Linked DNA regions of Homo sapiens: region 1 is linked to region 2. The links are chromatin contacts, found by Hi-C or POLR2A ChIA-PET in ENCODE. All regions are on one chromosome and are shown on one strand. Each heading gives the region's core, a stretch centred on a gene start or an enhancer-like site at or near the end of the contact. The rest is flanking DNA. Distances are from core to core; before and after follow the strand shown.

Region 1 (4,033 bases), core at 510-3,009, 230 kb before region 2:
CCATAGACATCTGAGGTCTTGTCCTCTTACGATTATCCTTAGTATGAGTATACTTATTTGAGTGAAAGTGTGACTTGCTGTGCCCTCTGGTTTCAGTGAGGACAACACATGGGAGCCAGAAGAGAACCTGGATTGCCCCGACCTCATTGCTGAGTTTCTGCAGTCACAGAAAACAGCACATGAGACAGATAAATCAGAGGGAGGCAAGCGCAAAGCTGATTCTGATTCTGAAGATAAGGGAGAGGAGAGCAAACCAAAGAAGAAGAAAGAAGAGGTAAGAATAGAAGTAAGAATTTTTACTAGCCCACAATTCAAACTACTGTCAAAGTAGTTTTGTTCTGCTTCTTCCCTGATATTAGCAGCTGTCTCTTCTTAGTCCTGAAATCTTAGGTAGGCTAATGCCTACAAAGTGAGAGTGTACTGTCATGAAGCCACATGATCTCTTACTTTTTATCCATGGTACAGGAGCAGTAAATGGAAAACTTGCTGGGGACAGATATAAGGGCAAGTGAATTCATTCTTGTAAAAAATAGTTTTCAATATTTAATCATTAAAGGTGTGAGGTGGCTATTTTGACTTAATCAGTATCTTAAAGTAAGTTGTTTTTTGAGAGTGAAGAGATAGTTGTAAACATTGATTTTGCTTGGGCTGTATGTCCCTTTTCACATAGGGAAAATCTCATGCGCTTCAGACATTGATGAATAATCACTCCAAAGGATTCTAACAGCTCTCTTACTTGAGCCAAGGTATTGGTGAAATATTGGCAAAAGAGTTTGTGATTGGGCCGGGCACGGTGGCTCACACCTGTAATCCCAGCCCCTTGGGAGGCCGAGGCGGGCGGATCACAAGGTCAGGAGATCAAGACCATCCTGACTAACACGGAGAAACTGGGTCTCTACTAAAAATACAAAAAATTAGCTGACGTGGTGGCATGTGCCTGTGGTCCCAGCTACTTGGGAGGCTGAGGCAGGAGAATCACTTGAACCTGGGAGGCAGAGGCTGCAGTGAGCCGAGATCGCACCACTGCACTCCAGCCTGGGCGACAGAGTGAGATTCCGTCTCAAAAAAAAAAAAAAAGAGTTTGTGATTACATTAATCAGAGACACAGGAATGGTTCCAGTCTGGATAATAGTCCCATATAGATAAAATTGTTCTACCCATCTTGTTTTTACAGTCAGAAAAGCCACGAGGCTTTGCTCGAGGTTTGGAGCCGGAGCGGATTATTGGAGCTACAGACTCCAGTGGAGAGCTCATGTTCCTGATGAAATGGTGAGTCGGCCAGTGGCTCTGTGTGGTTGTTTTTTTTCTTCTCCCATTGGTTTCATGCCAGAGGAAAAGAGCTGGACCTTCGAAATTCCAATCACCCAAGTGTGAAATTGTTAAGATGGCATAGTCCTTCGATAGTGACCCTCGGCCTGACTGCCACCCTGGACTCATGAGTTACAGGTAGGAGCCCTTAGGAATCTTGGGTCTTTGCCCATATTTTTAGGAGGTGGGAGACAATCTAGAGTGGAAAGAGTGTGGGAAGGAATTACATTTCACTTCTGTAAATAAAGGGGGAGAAAATGAAATGTGATTGGACCACCCTCTCCTTCTACCACCTCCTTAATAAAGATGAGGCTGGCCCCAGAATCAGAAATTCTGCTAAATTCTCAGGGTTAGGAAAGAATCTGTAGTTCTTCCTTTTGTCCTTAATTGTTGGATCCCTTTCAATTTGTGCAGATTCTACAATTACAGGATCAGCCAGCAGGGGTCAGCAAGGCTCCTTAACTGCTATCAAGCATAGAGCAAGCCTGCTTTTTTCCATTATGAGTATAAATACCAGTGATAGTAATACTCCATGAAACAGCCTAATGAAGATAGTTATCCCAACAATCTCTGTAATTTTCCTACTCTGTCAAAAGAAGGCCATTCTTCCTATTTCTTGCTCATTCTCCCCACAAAGTGGATCTCAATGATTGTATTTAAAATTTGGAAGGAATAATTCTAAGCCATTGCCAATGAAGGCAGCATTCTAGAAACTTTGTCCTTTAAAACACACACACACACACACAGTCTATGGAGCTTTGTCCTTTTGTCAGTCCAGAACTTACTCTGAAACTCGTGTCTGTACTAATTATCCTCTTTTACAGTATGGCTGGAGGGGCCTAACTTTAGCACCACTGAAAGCCAGAGTCACAACTAACTAACCTATTCTCTTCTATGTATTCCCTAGGCAGTTACTGGAGCTGCCCCTCTTTTAGCTGATTTATTGTTAACCTATAAGAGAAAAGTTCATTTTTAAGATGCTGCTTATTGGGTGGGAGAAGTTATACTGTGAGTTACTCAGTTTAGCTAGAATATACTTTTTCTGCATGTGACCAGTGTGAGTTACAGTAGTATCTCCATATTGCTTAAGATTGTACTCCTTTGGTTGACTCACTACTGTCTTTTTTTTTTTTTTTTTTTTTGAGACAGTCTCACTCTTTCGCCCAGGCTGGAGTGCAGTGGCACGATCTCAGCTCACTGCAACCTCCGCCCCTCCGGGTTCAATGATTCTTCTGCCTCAGCCTCTCAAGTAGCTGGGATTACAGGCATGTGCTACCACGCCTGGCTGATTTTTGTATTTTTCATAGAGATGGGGTTTCACCATGTTGGCCAGGCTGGTCTCAAACTCCTGACCTCAGGTGATCCACCCACCTCAGCCTCCCAAGGTGCTAGGATTACAGGCGTGAGCCACTGCACCTGGCCGACTCACTGCTGTCTACAGGTTAAAACTGGATTTGATTATAAGACAAAGTACATTTTAAAAAGTTATTTTACTGGAGAATAGAGATTTTTGTATATTTCTAAAAGTAGTAAATATTTCTGGGGAGTGAAATGACTAAATTTAACTCAGAGGGTGTTGTTCAGCTGTCAGCAAATGGCAGCATGCTTCAGATTCCCATTTCCCTCCCATTCTCTTGGGTCCATTGTTCAAAAACATACATTATCAGCTTACTCTTCTGCTCTATGGGACTATGTGGCTCTGATTTCCTGTTATTAAGGTTCTAGAGATTTGGGGTGGTGCTTTGTCAGAGATGTCATCAGGTGTCTCCTGCTTGCTTTACGCTACTGCTTCTGTCTAGGACATTCCTAATAACCTGAAGATAAGAGTTTGTTTTTTTTTTAAATGAGACAGAGTCTCGCTCTGTCACCCAGGCTGAAGTGCAGTGAGGCGATCTCTGTTCACTACAACCTCCACCTCCCAGGTTCAAGCGATTCTTGTGCCTCAGCCTCCCGAATAGTTGGGATTACAGGCGCACGCCACCATGCCTGGCTAATTTTTGTATTTTTAGTAGCAACACGGTTTTGCCATGTTGACCAGGCTGGTCTTGAACTCCTGGGCCTGCCCACCTTGGCCTCCCAAAGTGCTGGGATTATAGGCGTGAGCTACTGCTCCCTGCCTAAGAGTTTACTCCTAATTCCCTTATAATGTGTATGATTTTCAAATTTTGAAAACTTTTTTTTTTTGAGACAGAGTCTCACTCTGTCGCCCAGGCTGGAGTGCAGTGGCATGATCTCGGCTCACTGCAAGCTCTGCCTCCCAGTTTCACGCCATTCTCCTGCCTCAGCCTCCCAAGTAGCTGGGACTACAGGTGCCTGCCACCACACCAGGCTAATTTTTGTATTTTTAGTAGAGACAGGGTTTCACCGTGTTAGCCAGGATGGTCTCGATCTGACCTCGTGATCCACCTGCCTCGGCTTCCCAAAGTGCTGGGATTACAGGTGTGAGCCACTGCGGCCAGCCACTTGAAAACATTTTAAAATTCAGAAAACTACAGCTCCCTCATTTTCTACTCCCGATGTTGAAACATCATTTCAAAGCACCTGGAAGTTATGCGAGGATAGCATTTGGAAGTGTCAGTGTAATTACGATTATGCAAAAAGTGTCCATCTTCATTTGCTCTGGCCAATGCCAGATGTGGTATTTAATCCTATTACGGGCCGGGCGAGGTGGCTCATGCCTGTAATCCCAACACTTTGGGAGGCTGAGGCAGGTGGATCACCTGAT
Region 2 (4,018 bases), core at 1,519-4,018:
TCCACCACTCTAACCCTAACCCAATTTCTCGAAGCCAAATCTGGTACTCAGGCTGGCCCATCCCATAACTTAATTTGGGATCCTGGGGTCACAACCTTTATGGCTACCTTAGGATAGGGGCATCAGAATGAATGATTTAGGGGTTGTAGAGGAAACCAGACTGGTTTGGGGCCAATTGTTTTGTTTCCACCTGCTGCTAGATTTAGAAGGCTGGGAGGAGGAAGGACAGGTGTGTTTTCCTAAGACCTTATGCCAGCCCCACTCCTCCAGGTGCCTCTTTTGTCTTCCTGGTTCTAGGGGAGTTAGACCCCAGGAACTTGGTGAGTCCCCTCCTCCTTTACCCCCATCGCTGCCCCCAGGGACAGGAGGGCAGCTGTGCGGCCGGCTGGGCCTGTCTGGGCAGGGCTGGGGCCACCCCTCCTCCCCATGCAGCTCCTCCCGCTGACCTGCATTCTTAGCAGGGGCCTTTGGTGGGGCTCTGACACTTGCTTCCTTGCTGGAAATGCTGCCTGGCTGGCCTGCCCCCCATCCCCCCCACGACGGAACCCAAAGCCACCTCTGACCCCCCTCAGATGGGGTGCCTGGCAGGAGGATCATGGATGGCCCAGGAAAGGGTTAGGGAAATCAGAACATCTGGGCTGGCTCTCTGGGTTCCTCTCCTGGGAAGTGGAAGTAGAATCTACTCCTAACCTCTAGGGTGGGTGAATGAAATAAGAAATGAGAAAGTGACAGAGAAGAAGACAGCCTGGAAACTGCAACCTGGGGGTGCGCTGTGGCCTCTCTCTGCCTCTCCTCCTGCCTGTTTCCGCCCCACAGTGGGAAGCCGGGAAACTGCAGGAGATGAACCCGCCTTCCTGCAAGCTGCTTCAGGTGCCCAGATTTCTCAGCACGCAGCTTCGATGTTTGCTTCTGGAATGACATTAATTGGCAACCTCACAATCCCTCCCCGACACTGTATCAGAAACAGCCTTCACCTTCCCATTAATCCTAGCATGACTGACCGCCAGCACCCTAGCACAGTAGGCTTGAAAGAAGGCCAAACTCCACTAAAACACTGTTAGAATTGTTTTCTTTCTTTCTTTCTTTCTTTTTTTTTTTTTTGAGACGGAGTTTTGCTCTTGTTGCCCAGGCTGGAGTGCAATGGCGCGATCTCAGCTCACCGCAACCTCCGCCTCCCAGGTTCAATCGATTCTCCTGCCTCAGTCTTCCCAAGTAGCTGGGATTGCAGGCATGTGCCACCACGCCTGGCTAATTTTGTATTTTTAGTACAGATGGGGTTTCTCCACGTGAGCCAGGCTGGTCTTGAACTCCCAACCTCAGGGGATCCGCCCACCTCAGCCTCCCAAAGTGCTAGGATTACAGGCATGAGCCACCACACCCGGCCCACTGTTAGAATTGTTAAGCAAATACAGTAAAGTCAGAGGATACAAGGTCAATGTACAAAAGTCAATAGTGTTCCTATACACTAATAACAAACTATACAAAAAAGAAATCAAGAAAATAGTCCCATTTACAATAGCTACCAAAATAATAAAATATTTAGGAATAAATTTAACCAAAGAGGTGAAAGATCTGTACTCTGAAAATAAGATATTGATGAAAGAAACTGAAGAAGACACAAAGACATGGAAAGATATTTCATGCTCACGGATTGGAAGAATTACTATTGCTAAAATGTGCATACTACTCAAAGCCATCTATAGATTCAGTGCAACCCCTAGAAGCAGATAACCTGCAGCATCTCCCCTCTCTCCATTCTGGAGGGCTCCACAGAGCAAAAGGGTGTAAGATGCATTTGTCTTAATGATGGCTATGGAGAGATGGTTTGTAGAGAAAAATGAACTGAAAATCAAAACATTTGGGATCAGAGTGTACCTCCACATGACTGTGTGTCACCTTTGGCCAAGACTTCTTTGTGGTTTCAGTTTCACTACAGGTAAAGGCACCAAATCTTTGAACTAGAAAGTTCTAAATTTCCCTTTAAAGCGATCTTCCTATGGGTTTGAGCACTATCAGACAGATAGGTCCTCTGGGATCAGATGGGTTTTGTGCACACTTTCCCTTATTTATTTATTTTAAGAGACAGGGTCTTGCTCTGTCACCGCGGCTGGAGTACCGCGGTGTGATCTTGGCTCACTGCAGCCTCAATCTCTCTGGCTCAAGAGATCCTCCCACCTCAGCCTTCAGAGCAGCTGGGACTAGAGGCACGCACCACCACGCCCAGCTAATTTTAAAATATTTTCTGTAGAGGCGAGGTCTTGCTGTGTTACCCAGGCTGGTGTTGAACTCCTGGGTTCAAGTGATCCTCCCACCACCGCCTCCCAGAGTGCTGGGATTACAGGTGCGAGCCCCCCGCACCCAGCCTCCACCACTCTCGTATTCTGTATCTTATTCCCCTAGGCGCCTCCAGCCTGGGATTGCGCCTCTGGGATTCAAACCAGGACTCAAGTATCTGAGGTTCTTCCTTAATCTCCAGATGTCCCAGCAGTCCCCTTTCTCTGACAAAGTCTCCCTTTTCACGCGGGATCCTTTCCACCCCCAGCTCCAGCTCCCCGCAGTGACTCCGTGGGGTTAGCAGCCTTTGTCAGGCCTCAAATGGGCGCCTGGGTAGGACAGGGAGCCAGGTGGGACTCGCAAGGCCGCTCTGCTCCGGGAAGTGGTGCAGGCGCGCGCCCTGGTGGAAAACGGCGGAGCTGCAGGCTCCGTTCCGGCTCCGACCCCGAGGCCGAAGGCCTTCCAGGTCACCTGAGAGTCTCCGCCCAATGGGGCGGCCCTGGCCAGAAGCGGAGGAGGTGGCACCCGGGACCGAGCTGGGGTCTTGGAGGAAGAGAGGGTGAGGGGAATACAGTACTGGGGGTGAGAGAAGGGTTGGACAGAAGAGGGTCGGGTATCTGGGCATGCGCAGGGCCGCAGGACTCTTGGTGGGGTAGCGAGGGGGACGGTCCCACGACTGCTCCGAAGGGCCGGGACTCCCAGTGGGGGCGGGACCCCCGGAGTGCCCGCCTGCGGACTCCCAAGCCTGGAGCCTGGGGAGAGGGTGGGCACCTCCGTTCCCGCACACCCGTCCATGGTGTGTGCGCCGAGCGTCCAGGAGCCACGGCGGTGTCTTCCTTGCGCGTCTTTTACACGTGTGGGGGTAGGCTGCTCCTCGGGGCTGAGCCGTGGCCAGGGTTATGGAGAGGCCCGCCTCTCCCCAGATGGCGTCGTCGAGCCCTGACTCCCCATGTTCCTGCGACTGCTTTGTCTCCGTGCCCCCGGCCTCAGCCATCCCGGCTGTGATCTTTGCCAAGAACTCGGACCGACCCCGGGACGAGGTGCAGGAGGTGGTGTTTGTCCCCGCAGGCACTCACACTCCTGGGAGCCGGCTCCAGGTGGGTTAGACTTTATGGGGTGCTGGGAGGTGTGGCAGATCTCTGCATTCTTTTAAGACCTTCTTCCCTGCTCCCCACACCTGGGAGGCTGCCAGAAGTAGTGGAAGAGCATGAGCTTTAGGTCTACCAACCTGGACCTGAGCTCATTATGTAGCCTCAGTCTACCTCAGTTTCCTCTTCTGTAAAATGGGAATGAGACCTTCCTCAAAGGGATCTATAAGGTAATTGGCAGAGTGCCACACTCGAGGGGCCGCCCCTCTATGAGTGGACGCTTCCTTTCTCCTCCCTCACCTCCAGTGCACCTACATTGAAGTGGAACAGGTGTCGAAGACGCACGCTGTGATTCTGAGCCGTCCTTCTTGGCTATGGGGGGCTGAGATGGGCGCCAACGAGCATGGTGTCTGCATTGGCAACGAGGCTGTGTGGACGAAGGAGCCAGTTGGGGAGGGGGAAGCCCTGCTGGGCATGGACCTACTCAGGTGCAGACCCTGCCCTTCCTCATCTGCCTGACACACCAGAAATCTAGGGGCTGAGTTTTGACCTGGGCCCATCCATCCCTCCCCCAGCCTGGTTCACAGGGGCCTCCTCCTCTCTGCAGACTTTGCCCTTGTGCCTTCGTGAAGAAGGCTGCAGCAGCAGCCACCTTT

The links. A loop is a pair of places that touch in the nucleus more often than their neighbours do. ChIA-PET counts read pairs that join two places held with the same protein, here RNA polymerase II (POLR2A). Pooled maps may share reads with other maps.
Region 1: a map of naive thymus-derived CD4-positive, alpha-beta T cell shows a loop between it and region 2 (6-fold over the local background). The contact joins the enhancer-like site here to the promoter of SCRN2 in region 2. A Hi-C loop is called at or near these places in 2 of 168 maps with a recorded cell type or tissue (lower leg skin and naive thymus-derived CD4-positive, alpha-beta T cell) and 9 of 50 pooled maps. POLR2A ChIA-PET finds 5 or more read pairs at or near these places in 2 of 52 experiments (A549 and Caco-2).

What each region holds. Positions count from the first base shown.
Region 1 is chr17:48,072,242-48,076,274 of GRCh38, reverse strand. CBX1 (chromobox 1) reads left to right here. Exons shown (of 5, transcript NM_001127228.2): 3 at 97-274; 4 at 1,175-1,269. Among named protein-coding and RNA genes, the nearest start is that of NFE2L1, 26 kb to the right of the region's middle. Within about 2 kb of position 1,759, at least 5 of the 41 ENCODE cell types and tissues checked have a DNase peak (open chromatin) inside an H3K27ac peak, as active enhancers do.
Region 2 is chr17:47,840,023-47,844,040 of GRCh38, reverse strand. SCRN2 (secernin 2) reads left to right here and starts at 2,768. Exons shown (of 8, transcript NM_138355.4): 1 at 2,768-2,833; 2 at 3,198-3,371; 3 at 3,669-3,850. The coding sequence starts at 3,198. RefSeq lists enhancers at 869-918, 2,741-3,296, 3,200-3,299.